Regions from separate parts of the Homo sapiens genome. Here region 1 is linked to region 2. The links are chromatin contacts, found by Hi-C or POLR2A ChIA-PET in ENCODE. All regions are on one chromosome and are shown on one strand. The core of a region is the stretch at or near the end of the contact, and the rest is flanking DNA. Distances in the headings are between cores, read along the strand shown. Region 1 overlaps SUMF1 (sulfatase modifying factor 1). Region 2 has its middle 48 kb from the start of SETMAR.

Evidence for each region. A loop is a pair of places that touch in the nucleus more often than their neighbours do. ChIA-PET counts read pairs that join two places held with the same protein, here RNA polymerase II (POLR2A). Pooled maps may share reads with other maps.
Region 1: a loop to region 2 is called in a map of natural killer cell, with 4 times the contacts of the local background. The contact joins two enhancer-like sites. A Hi-C loop is called at or near these places in 8 of 168 maps with a recorded cell type or tissue (CD4-positive, alpha-beta memory T cell, aorta, ascending aorta and 4 more), 1 of 37 single-sample maps with no recorded cell type and 16 of 50 pooled maps. POLR2A ChIA-PET finds 5 or more read pairs at or near these places in 2 of 52 experiments (WTC11 and activated CD4-positive, alpha-beta memory T cell).

Annotation. Positions count from the first base shown.
Region 1 is chr3:4,392,732-4,398,091 of GRCh38, reverse strand. All of the region lies in intron 7 of SUMF1 (sulfatase modifying factor 1), which reads left to right. Among named protein-coding and RNA genes, the nearest start is that of SUMF1, 72 kb to the left of the region's middle. RefSeq lists an enhancer at 3,713-4,007. Within about 2 kb of position 3,856, at least 4 of the 41 ENCODE cell types and tissues checked have a DNase peak (open chromatin) inside an H3K27ac peak, as active enhancers do; they include endothelial cell of umbilical vein and natural killer cell, where a contact is called at or near this core.
Region 2 is chr3:4,349,114-4,354,134 of GRCh38, reverse strand. It overlaps a transcript of SUMF1 not described here. Among named protein-coding and RNA genes, the nearest start is that of SETMAR, 48 kb to the right of the region's middle. Within about 2 kb of position 2,459, at least 7 of the 41 ENCODE cell types and tissues checked have a DNase peak (open chromatin) inside an H3K27ac peak, as active enhancers do; they include endothelial cell of umbilical vein and natural killer cell, where a contact is called at or near this core.

The DNA of each region.
Region 1 (5,360 bases), core at 2,607-5,106, 43 kb before region 2:
TGGATTTAAGTCATAGCTCAGCCACCTACTAGCTGAATAACCTGGAGCAAGTTAGTTAACCTTTCACCCAGCTTCCTCATCTGTAAGTGAGGAAATAGTAATACCCTTTATGGGATTATTGGAGGTTTCAAGGAGATGCTACAGAGAAAATGTCTAGGGTAGAGGCTGTCATGTAGTAAACATTTGATATATGTTAATTATGAGTATTATGTTTTACGTGTAATGAAAATTCAAATGAAATAAGCTAGCAAGCTATGAAATTATACCTTACTCTGAAATCTAATCCATGGAAGACATTTTTTTGGACCTTTTTAGGGATGTGGAAAGGAGATAGGCCATCTGGTAGCATGCAATTATAAATAACACTTCTTTCCATGGACAGTCTCCACTTTATACTCAGTAAAGGAAGTAAACATGGCATCTAATCAAGCAGCAGAACATACAGAATTGGGCACTTAGCACTTATCCACTTTCAAAACGTCCAAATAAAATCATGGAAGTCTTCAAGTGGTTCTCTGAAAATAATGGTTAAGTGAAAATGCCATTTGGTATAAGCTAATTGCTTTATTCTCTCATAACTTGCTAATGAATTGTCACTGAAGAACACAGAAGATTGTGAGAATAAAAGAATGTGATAGATCCCTAGTGAGACTAAACCGTGTCTACTTTTCTCACTTCAAGTAATACTTAGAACCATATGCGGCCCTGCACTCAGGACTGACAGTTTTATACAGTTATTCTAAGCAATATAAGTGATTGATTCTGGAGCAAATCTTTCAGTGAATGTAGTCTGTACCCTGTGTTGGTGGTGGTTTGGTTTTAGTTGACCTAGAAGTTGCCTTTGCATTTAGGATGATGCTGCTGTATAACATGCATTGCTTAGGATAAAACAAACGGATTTCTCTATAATTTAGATCTAATCCATCTGAAATTGGATAGAGCAGGCATGTTCCTTTGTGTTGCATATTAGTGTGTTACACTTTCTGAAGTTAAAGAACCACCTGCATTATTAGGAGGCTAATTCCATCTAGCAGTCTACTGCATTCCATCTGGCAGTCTACCACTACCAGTAGATGATGAGAAAGTTTCTTCTTTGTTGCAGAAATCTAATGTGATATGTGTTTTCTCTTAATAGTTGCTTCTTCTGTGTTTAGGTTGACTGGTTTTCAGCACATAGATGCTTTATAGCCTTGTGTTTCACAGCTATAATAATTCATGCTTCTTAAACAGAGCATATGTATCTACTGTTATATAGGTCAGAGAATTAATCATTCTCCTGGGGCCTCACTCTTTTTTCTACTCTCTCTCCTTCCTGTCTCTCAGTGGGGAGAGAGGCTGTAAAACTTGAGGCCCTCGAATGAGGCACCTCAAAGAAGATTGTAGTTGCTTATCTCACACCTCAGCAAGAAACCATGGGAAGTTCCTTGAAGGAAGTGAAACAATTTGGGATGGAGAAGCTCCAAGATAAAAGGATTTGGACATGTGTCCACCAGCTCACATCAAATGGTTGGTGGGGAAGGACCCTATAAGGTCTCTAGAGGAGCACAAGTGAGGGAACTCAGGCCAGAAGGGAAAGGATAGAGCCCAGACTAGATACTGGTTCTCCCAACTACCTGGCCTGTGCGGTAGGTCCCGTGGTGATGCCTCCTGCCTGGGCTCATCCTGTGGAGTCTCTGCAGGTTATTTTGCAGACACTTTCTATTTGCAATCTCTTGTAAGACTTTTTATTGTGTGCTTTTATGGCCTTGTGGAACTCGTGAACTATAGAGAGGTTTGTGTGTCTGAAACTAGAATAGTCGAATGATTTATTCGAAAAATGTTACAGTCTATGAGTTAGTTCAGAAGGGGCACATGGCAGAATGGCCGACTATGATGCTGAAGCCAGACATCCTGGCCTTCAGCCCAGCTCCTCTGCTTTCTAGCTGCGTGACCTTGGGCACACTATTCAACTTTTCTGTTCCTTAGTTCTTTAGCTGTAAAATAAGGCCAATGAGTGGGTGTCCAAACATTCCTGGTTTATATCTGTGCCTAGCACAAGTGTTAATAGTTCCACCTTTCAATCTCTAAAGTATCCTTATTTGGATGGTCAATTATATGTCTGCCATACCAATAAGAGAATCTGTATCAAAAATTTGTTTGGAAGACTAAAAATATAGAAAACAATATCCAACTGTAATGTGCTTGGTAAATATTAGCTGCTATTGTTTATTTATGTGCTATTTATTTTACAAGTAGACTGGTATTTTAAATACCTGATTTCATGTATTACTCCAGGAGCAAGAACGGTTACCATAGACTTTGGGGTCTGAAAGTGACTTATATTATTGGAAAATCAGGAGCCACCGTGGTATAAGCAAGTGTAATACAATTTCAAAAATTCTCTTCGTTTCTAATCTGGTGTGGGTGAAACAAGTAGCATGGAGGAAATGACTGTTTTCATTCATTTCACTAAAATGGTAATCACCACAATGGCATGCTGGTTTTACAGAGAAAATACAGTGGAGGTTGTTAATTTGATTCGTGTGTTTTACTGCGCTCTTCTTTCCAATTTGATCTCTAGTTTTCTTTCTTTGACCTTTCTTTGGGCGTCACCTTTTCCTCTCATGCAGGAGAGGCTAATGCTAATTGCAGTCCCTTCTTCATTGGTCCTTGTCCCCAGAGATAAATAAAATTAAACATAATTCAAAAAGCTTTATTTGAAGTAATGGTTTCATCTGCTCACTCTTAAAATATTTTTTCACGTTGGACATTAGGTAAAAAAAAATACAAATTATTGGTATTTTGACTGTATTTTTCACAAATATGTACTTTGGGTAGAGATGCTGCTGAACCTAGAAGATACTCTATCTGGTTAGGCACGGGGGTGAGATAAGCCTGCAGGTGCCACAGTGTGATGGACTTTGACTCCTGGTTCTCTCGCTTGCTACCTGTGTGATCTTGGGGATGCCATTTATTTCATCTCTCTGAGCTTCAGTATTTTCATCCTTAAAATGAAAAGAATGATACTTCCTGCTTTACAGGGTGATTATGAGGATGAAATACGATGATAAGGATTAGTATACTCTCAACAAATGGATGGTATGGTAATTAACAGAGACGTCAGTCATTTTAAATTCTAGAATATTTGAAAACAAAGAGTTCCTTTCTCGAAAGATGGTTGAGGTGATTGAAAGAGGCTTCTTTTAGGAGGAAGATGTGCAGAGGCTGTGTCTCTGATGATAAAAATACTTTGATGATGTGGATTTCATACAGGAGAAGCTAGTGCTCTTCATCACAGAGCTAAATACAGACCTGCCCAGGACCCAGAGAAACTAAAGGAGGATATAGGGTCAGTGAGAAACAGCTGCAGCCTTGCCTGGATCCCTTGTATCAGTCTTCTGAGAATAAAAACACTATGGCTATTGCTACTCTTCTGTCTTCTAGGTTGCTTAGTAAATGTCTTCTGTAGCACATCCTAACGAGAAACATAAAGGGAAGAGAATTCTGGGAAATGAGGTTCAGTCTAGCCAAGGTGACACATTACAAAGCTGGGACATTAACAGTTATCCAATCTAGTTTAATCTAACACCTTTGAATTACTTTAAAACCAACCCCAAATACTATGTACTTTTTTCCCTAGAAAACTTCAGTATGTGGCTGGGTGCTGTGGCTCATGCCTATAATCCCAACACTTTGGGAGAGCGAGATGGGCAGATCACTTGAGCCCAGGACTTTGAGACCAGCCTGGGCAACATAGTGAAACACCGTCTTTACCCAAAAATTTAAAATGGTGCATGTGTCTGTGGTCCCAGCTACTCAGGAAGCTGAGGTGGTAGGATTGCTTGAGTCCAGGAAATTGAGGCTGCAGTGAGTCATGATCACGCCACTGCACTCTACCCTGGGTAACAGAGTAAGACCCTGTCTCAAAACACACAAAAAAAGCACTTCAGTATGTGACTGTAAAAGCTAAACACTCTTTTAAAAAAATAATAATAAAAACAAAACTATAATGGTATTATCAAATCTCAAAAAAAACCTAAAAATAATTCCTTAATATTATCAAATACTCAGTCAGCATTTACATGTCCTTAATTATCTCATGAACATTTTTCTGTAATTGGCTTGTTGAGAATCAGGATCCTAAGAAATTCCATTCTTGTTGTGATCCTAATTACATTTGGTTGAGTTCTTATTTTGGTAATTGCAATGTAAGAGGTCAAGTGATTCACTAATACAGAAAACAAGTACAAAACTGAACAAAATTGTAAAGAAAAAACACACACCCAACCACTGGAAACTGAAAATCCACCAAAGGGAGGTGATAAATTGAGAAGTGTTGATTCTTGAGAAACTTCTATAGCTTTGGCCAAGAATGGGTGAGAATATGTGGCGTTCTTGCTTGGAACTGATTCCATATCCTCTTTCTGCCACACTCTATTATTAAAAATAATAATAATAATAAATAAATAAATAAATAAAAGGCCAGTCATGGTGGCTCACTTCTGTAATACCAGTGCTTTGGGAGACTGAGGTGGGATGATCTCTTGAGGCCAGGATTTCAAGACCAGCCTGGTCAATATAGTGAGATGTTGTCTCTATAAAAAAATAAAATATTAGGCGAGTGTGGTGGCATATGCCTGTAGTCCCAGCTATTCAGGAGGCTGAGATGGGAGGATCACTTGACCCCAGGAGGTCGAGGCTATGGTGAGCTATGATTGCACCACTGCATTGTGGCCTGGGTGACACAGGGAGACCCTGTCTCTAAAACTAAAATAAAAATGTAACTGTCAGTTCAGGACTGGTGGCGAAAACCAAAGCCTTACAGCCAAAGATTGACTTGATTCAGGGTGGAGGATGGGGGCACTGAAAGCCTGTGGCTTTGTCAGCTAAAAAAGCAGACTCACGTTAGAATATTTTGGGAAATCCTGCAGCATGACTAGCCCACGGTAGCAGTTGTGATGGGTGGTAGACCAGCCAGAAATTTAACAGGGAGATCGCGCAAGTAACAGAGACATTAAAGGTGTGAAATAAGCTTTTCTAGGCTTTCTGGGAAACTAAACATAAGCAGGGAAGACCCAAGAGAGCCCAGCAAAAAGTGAAAGCCAGGGAGACTTGAGATGACTGCCACTTTGAATGCCATTTCTCAATCCATACACCTTGGTTCATGAAAGGTGAAAGCCCAGTGGGTTCAAAGTATCTGAGATAGCCTCTGTCTAAATTATTGGTCAGCTGTTCAAGTATGCAACACAAATATGACCTCAATGGAATTGAAAAAAAAAATCTGAACAGAGACATCAGTGGGTACAGACCATGGGGAATGAGATTCTACAGTTTATATTCAGGTAAGTTACCAAAACAAAACAAAACAAAACAGAACAAAA
Region 2 (5,021 bases), core at 1,210-3,709:
GCCAGTAATCCTAGCACTTTGGGAGGCCAAGGCAGGAGGATCACTTGAGGCCAGGAGTTCATGATCAGCCTAGGCAACATAGTGAGACCCCATCTCTACAAAAAATAGAAAAATTAGCTGGGCATGGTAGCATAGTCCTATAGTCCTAGCAACTCAGGAGTAAGACTGAGGTGGCAGGATTGCTTGACCTCAGGAGTTTGCTATGATCACACTGCTGCACTCCAGCCTGGGTGACAGAGCCATACCCTGTCCCTAAAAATCATAAAAATGAAAATAAACAAATGAAAATCAATATGATGTCCAAGTAGAAGGGTTCAGGATGTGGCAGACAGAACTCACTACAACCTGTTGTAGGAGGTTTTATCTAGCTCAGCAGTTCTCCAAGTGTGGTCTGGAGACCCCAGAGACCTCCAGCCCCCTTTCAGGGGGCCTGTGAGTCAAACTGATTTTCATAATAATATTAAGATGTTGTTTGTTTTTTAAATTATCTAAGAGTATACAGTAGAGTTTTCTAGAGACTGTATGATATGTAGCCTGAGGGCTCACAGAATATGAGCTTGTATATTTTTATGTTAAAAAATTAGGCCGGGCGCAGTGACTCACGCCTGTAATCCCGGCACTTTGGGAGGCCGAGGTGGGCGGATCACGAGGTCAGGAGATCGAGACCATCCTGGCTAACACGGTGAAACCCCGTCTCTACTAAAAATACAAAAAATTAGCCGGGCGTGGTGGCGGGTGCCTGTAGTCCCAGCTACTCGGGAGGCTGAGGCAGGAGAATGGTGTGAACCTGGGAGGCGGAGTTTGCAGTGAGCGGAGATCACGCCACTGTACTCCAGCCTGGGCGACAGAGTGAGATTCCGTCTCAAAAAAATTCCTAATCTTAATTTTTTCTTAAAATGTAAAGATGAGGGTCTCACTATGTTGCCCAAGCTGGTCTTAAGCTCCCGGCCTCAAGCCATCCTCCTGCCTCCAGCTCTTGAAGTTCTGGGATACAGGTGTAAGCCACCATACTTGGGTCAATCTTTTAATATGTTCAATGTCTGTAGATATATTGCACATTACAGAAATTCTGTGGGGTCCTCAATGATTTCTAGGAGTGTAAAGGGATCCTGAAACCAAAAAACCTGAGAGCTGTTCATCTAGGAGAAGAGCAAGGTCTGACAGTGACTGAATCTGTCTTGGGAGAAAATGACAGCCTTTCTCCATCTCTTCTAAGGACGGTCAAAAAGAATTGGGTTTAAATGACCTCAAGAGCAAGTTAAATTAACTGTTCAGAAGCACTTCCTTCCTGTTTGTTTTGGGAGACCTCTTAAATGTAGAGGTGAATTTGCTTCCCTGGCCCCTTCACAGACAGATGGCCCTGCCATGGGGTTGTCACCCTTTTTTTTTTTTTTTTTTTTTTTACACGCAGCAATAATGGACCTACATCCTTTGGAACATAATTCTATGCATGGACTACCCTCAACAATCCTGTAGTTGGAATCACTTTGTATAAAATGTCTCCCAAAAAGGGCTTTGCAAGTATTCGGTGCAAGTCATGGAAGATTCCCTGACTATTGCAGCCTCCACTCAAGGTGACATTGTGGTGGGACCCTGCCATGTCCCCAGCCATCTTTCCCCAGATGGTGGCTGTATTATAAAGCCATTGAGGAAGGTGAAAGTGTTACTTTCTGAAACAGCTCACTTTCTCCTGGTAGACTGTGTTCATTGTGCGGTAAATTGTGGTTGTTCTATGTCTTCTCTTGTCTTGGCTGGTTTGCTTTCCAGGGCCAGGCACTGTACTGGAGGCTTTGTGTACATGACCTAATTTAATTTGCAGAGTAGTTTTTGGGGGGGAACTGGTTATTTTTGGTTAATATTCCCAATGTGCACTTAGAAAACTAGGACTCAAGATGCCCCAGGTGACACGGTTGAGTGAGGCAGAACCAGGACTCACGCCATTTTTGTGACTTCCGTTCTCTCTACTGTATCATTGAGTCCATTGTTTTATTGTGAGTTTGGGGTGGGGAGTGGTGGACTGAAGACGGGAGATTACTGGGGCAAGGGATAGCTTGCAGGAGTAAAAAGGCAAAGAGTGAGGAGGTGGAATGGATTAGTGGTTAAGAACATGGGCTCTGGAGCCAGACTGTCTGGGCTTAAATTCTTCTCCTACCACTTACTAGATTTGTGACTTTGGACAAGTTACTAAATCTATTTCTTCTTCAGATTTTGAAAATTATGTGCAAGTACTTCTAGAAAAGGTACAATCAAGGCAGGAGGGTTAAAGCAGTCAGTATAGAGGGATCTGAGTGTAAACCTTTGACCTGCTTTAAATCCACTCCAAACTTGAAGGGTTGATGCTTAGTCACACTGCAGAAATTATTCTCAATGTGGTAATGAAGTGGCCGAGGCTACGACTACACATTTTTGAAAGACGTGTTTCCATCACACCTCCCTCCCCACCCATGTGTCACTTCTTTTTTAAAATGATGATGTTACCCTAAAGAAATGGACTTTTTTTTAGGGGCGGCGTGGAAGAAGGCTTGGGTGCATGGAACACATTCATCCACTGGAAAACATGATCAAAAGGTGCATTATCAGCTCATTCGTTCCAGGCACAAATACATAAAAAGAATGTGGCTGATAAAGACGACTGAGATCAGTGTGTGAAGAATGAAAGGAAAAGTGTGCTGCGTCATCCTCATGAAATAGCGGTCTGAAAAAGTATATGAGAGGACTTCCTTGATAAGATTAAATCCCCTGCTCTTTGTAAAACGAGGCTAAAGTTTCTTACTTGCTTCTCCTAACTCTGTGGCTGGGCTCAAAAATGGGTATTGTTTCGTTAAGACTCAGTTTCAGGGCAGCTTCCAACTCAACATTTGCTTCTGTTCCAGAACATTTGTAAAAATTTGATTCAGAGCAGGGAGGGTGGGGAGACCTCACTAATATGGGAAACATATTCACATTTGTAATTTTATATTTATTAATAAAACTATTTGCTTCAGGACATATTAGGCAAGCCAAAGGCTGAATCACATTGATGATTGCCTGTGAGCTTTTACCTTTGAACAATCTCTTGTGGAGCCAACCCTTGTACCTCCGTCTGTGGGTATGGTTTTCCGTGGAGTGGTAGCTCAAAGTGGTTTTATGTGTGATGTTCTCCCTCTAGTGGCCAGTTTGGGTTTGTTGTATTGGTTTGATTTTTTTTTTTCTTTTTTTGTTGTACAAATGATCTCTAGAGTTGGCAAACCTTTTATTTAGGGGTAGTGTGGATTTGGGAAGGCTAGGAGGTATGAGCAAAAAGGGAGGGGGTGCAAAATTTTATTCCATAGGTGAAACAGTTATTCTAAAGTGTTTGTTCCAATTGCTAGCTTTTTAAAGAGGAGGAAGAGAAGGAGATAGAGAATGTGACCTGCAGAGGTGAAGAGAGCTCTGGAATAATTTGTCATCTTTTTACTGTAATCATTTTCTGAACTTCTACTGCTTTAATTAAGAATTATCTCATTTTTAACTATTTATCAAGTTTCTTTGAAAATTTATTATTTTTTAGTTATCAGAGCTTTAATATACCTAGGTAAAATTAGAAACTCAAAGCATAAATAAAATTTGTATAGAAGCTCCTCATTCTGTGAGTTTCTGGTCTTCTCCCATATCCATGCCAATAGGTGACTACTATCAACAGTCTATCTTTCCAGACTTTTAAAAACGTATTTACAAACATTTATACTACATGTATATATGGATATATATTGAATATATATACACACAATTATACACACACAATTATACACACACAATTATACACACACACACACACACACACGCATATACACACACAGAAAGTGGTGGCTCAAGCCTGTAATCCCAGAACTTTGGGAGGCCAAGGTGGGCAGATCACGAGGTCAGGAGTTTGAAAACACCCTGAACAACATGGTGATTTTATATACTAAAAAATGGTGATTTTTTAATACTAAAAAAAATACAAAAATTAGCCTGGCGTGGTGGTGCATGCCTGTAATCCCAGCTACTCGGGAGGCTGAGGCAGGAGAATTGCTCAAACACGGAAGGCAGAGGTTGCAGTGACCCAAGATCGTGCCACTGCGCTCCAGCCTGGGCGACAGAGCGAGACTCCATCTCAGAAAAAAAAAAAAAAGAAAATAATACGTAATATATACAACTTATTTTTTTTATTTCTTCTAAAAAAAAAAACCGGATGCATGTACAGAACGTGCAGGTTTGTTACATAGGAATACATGTGCCGTGTTGGTTTGCTGCGCCTATTGACCCATCCTCCAACTTCCTTCCCTTCACCTCCTACCCCGCAACTGGCCCTGGTGTGTGTTGTTCCCCTCTCTGTGTGGATGTGTTCTCAATGTTCAACTCTCACTTGTGAGTGAGAACATGTGGTGTTTGTTTTTCTGTTCCTATGTTAGTTTGCTGAGGATAATGGCTTCCAGCTTCATCCATGTCCCTGCAAAGGGCATGATCTCATTCCTTTTTATGACTGCATAGTATTCCATGGTGTATATGTACCACATTTTCTTTATCCAGTCTACCATTGATGGGCATTTGGGTTGGTTCCATGTCTTTGCTATCGTAAATAGTGCTGCAAGGAGCATACATGTGCGTGTGTCTTTATAGTAGAATGATTTATATTCCTTTGGGTATATATCCAGGAATGGTATTGCTGAGTCAAATGGTATTTCTGGTTCTAGATCCTTGGGGAATCACCATACTGTCTTCCACAATGTTTGAACTAATTTACATTCCCACCAACAATGTAAACACGTTCCTACTTCTCCACAGCCTCACTAGCCTCTATTGTTTCTTGATTTTTTAATAATCGCCATTCTGACTGGCGTGAAATGGTATCTCATTGTATTTCTCTGATGATCAGTGATGTTGAGCTTTTTTTCATATGTCCATTGGCTGCATAAATGTCTTGAGAAGTGTTTGTTCATATCCTTCACCCACTCTTTGATAAGGTTGTTTGTTTTTTTCTTGTAAATATGTTTAAATTCCTTGTAAATTCTAGATATTAG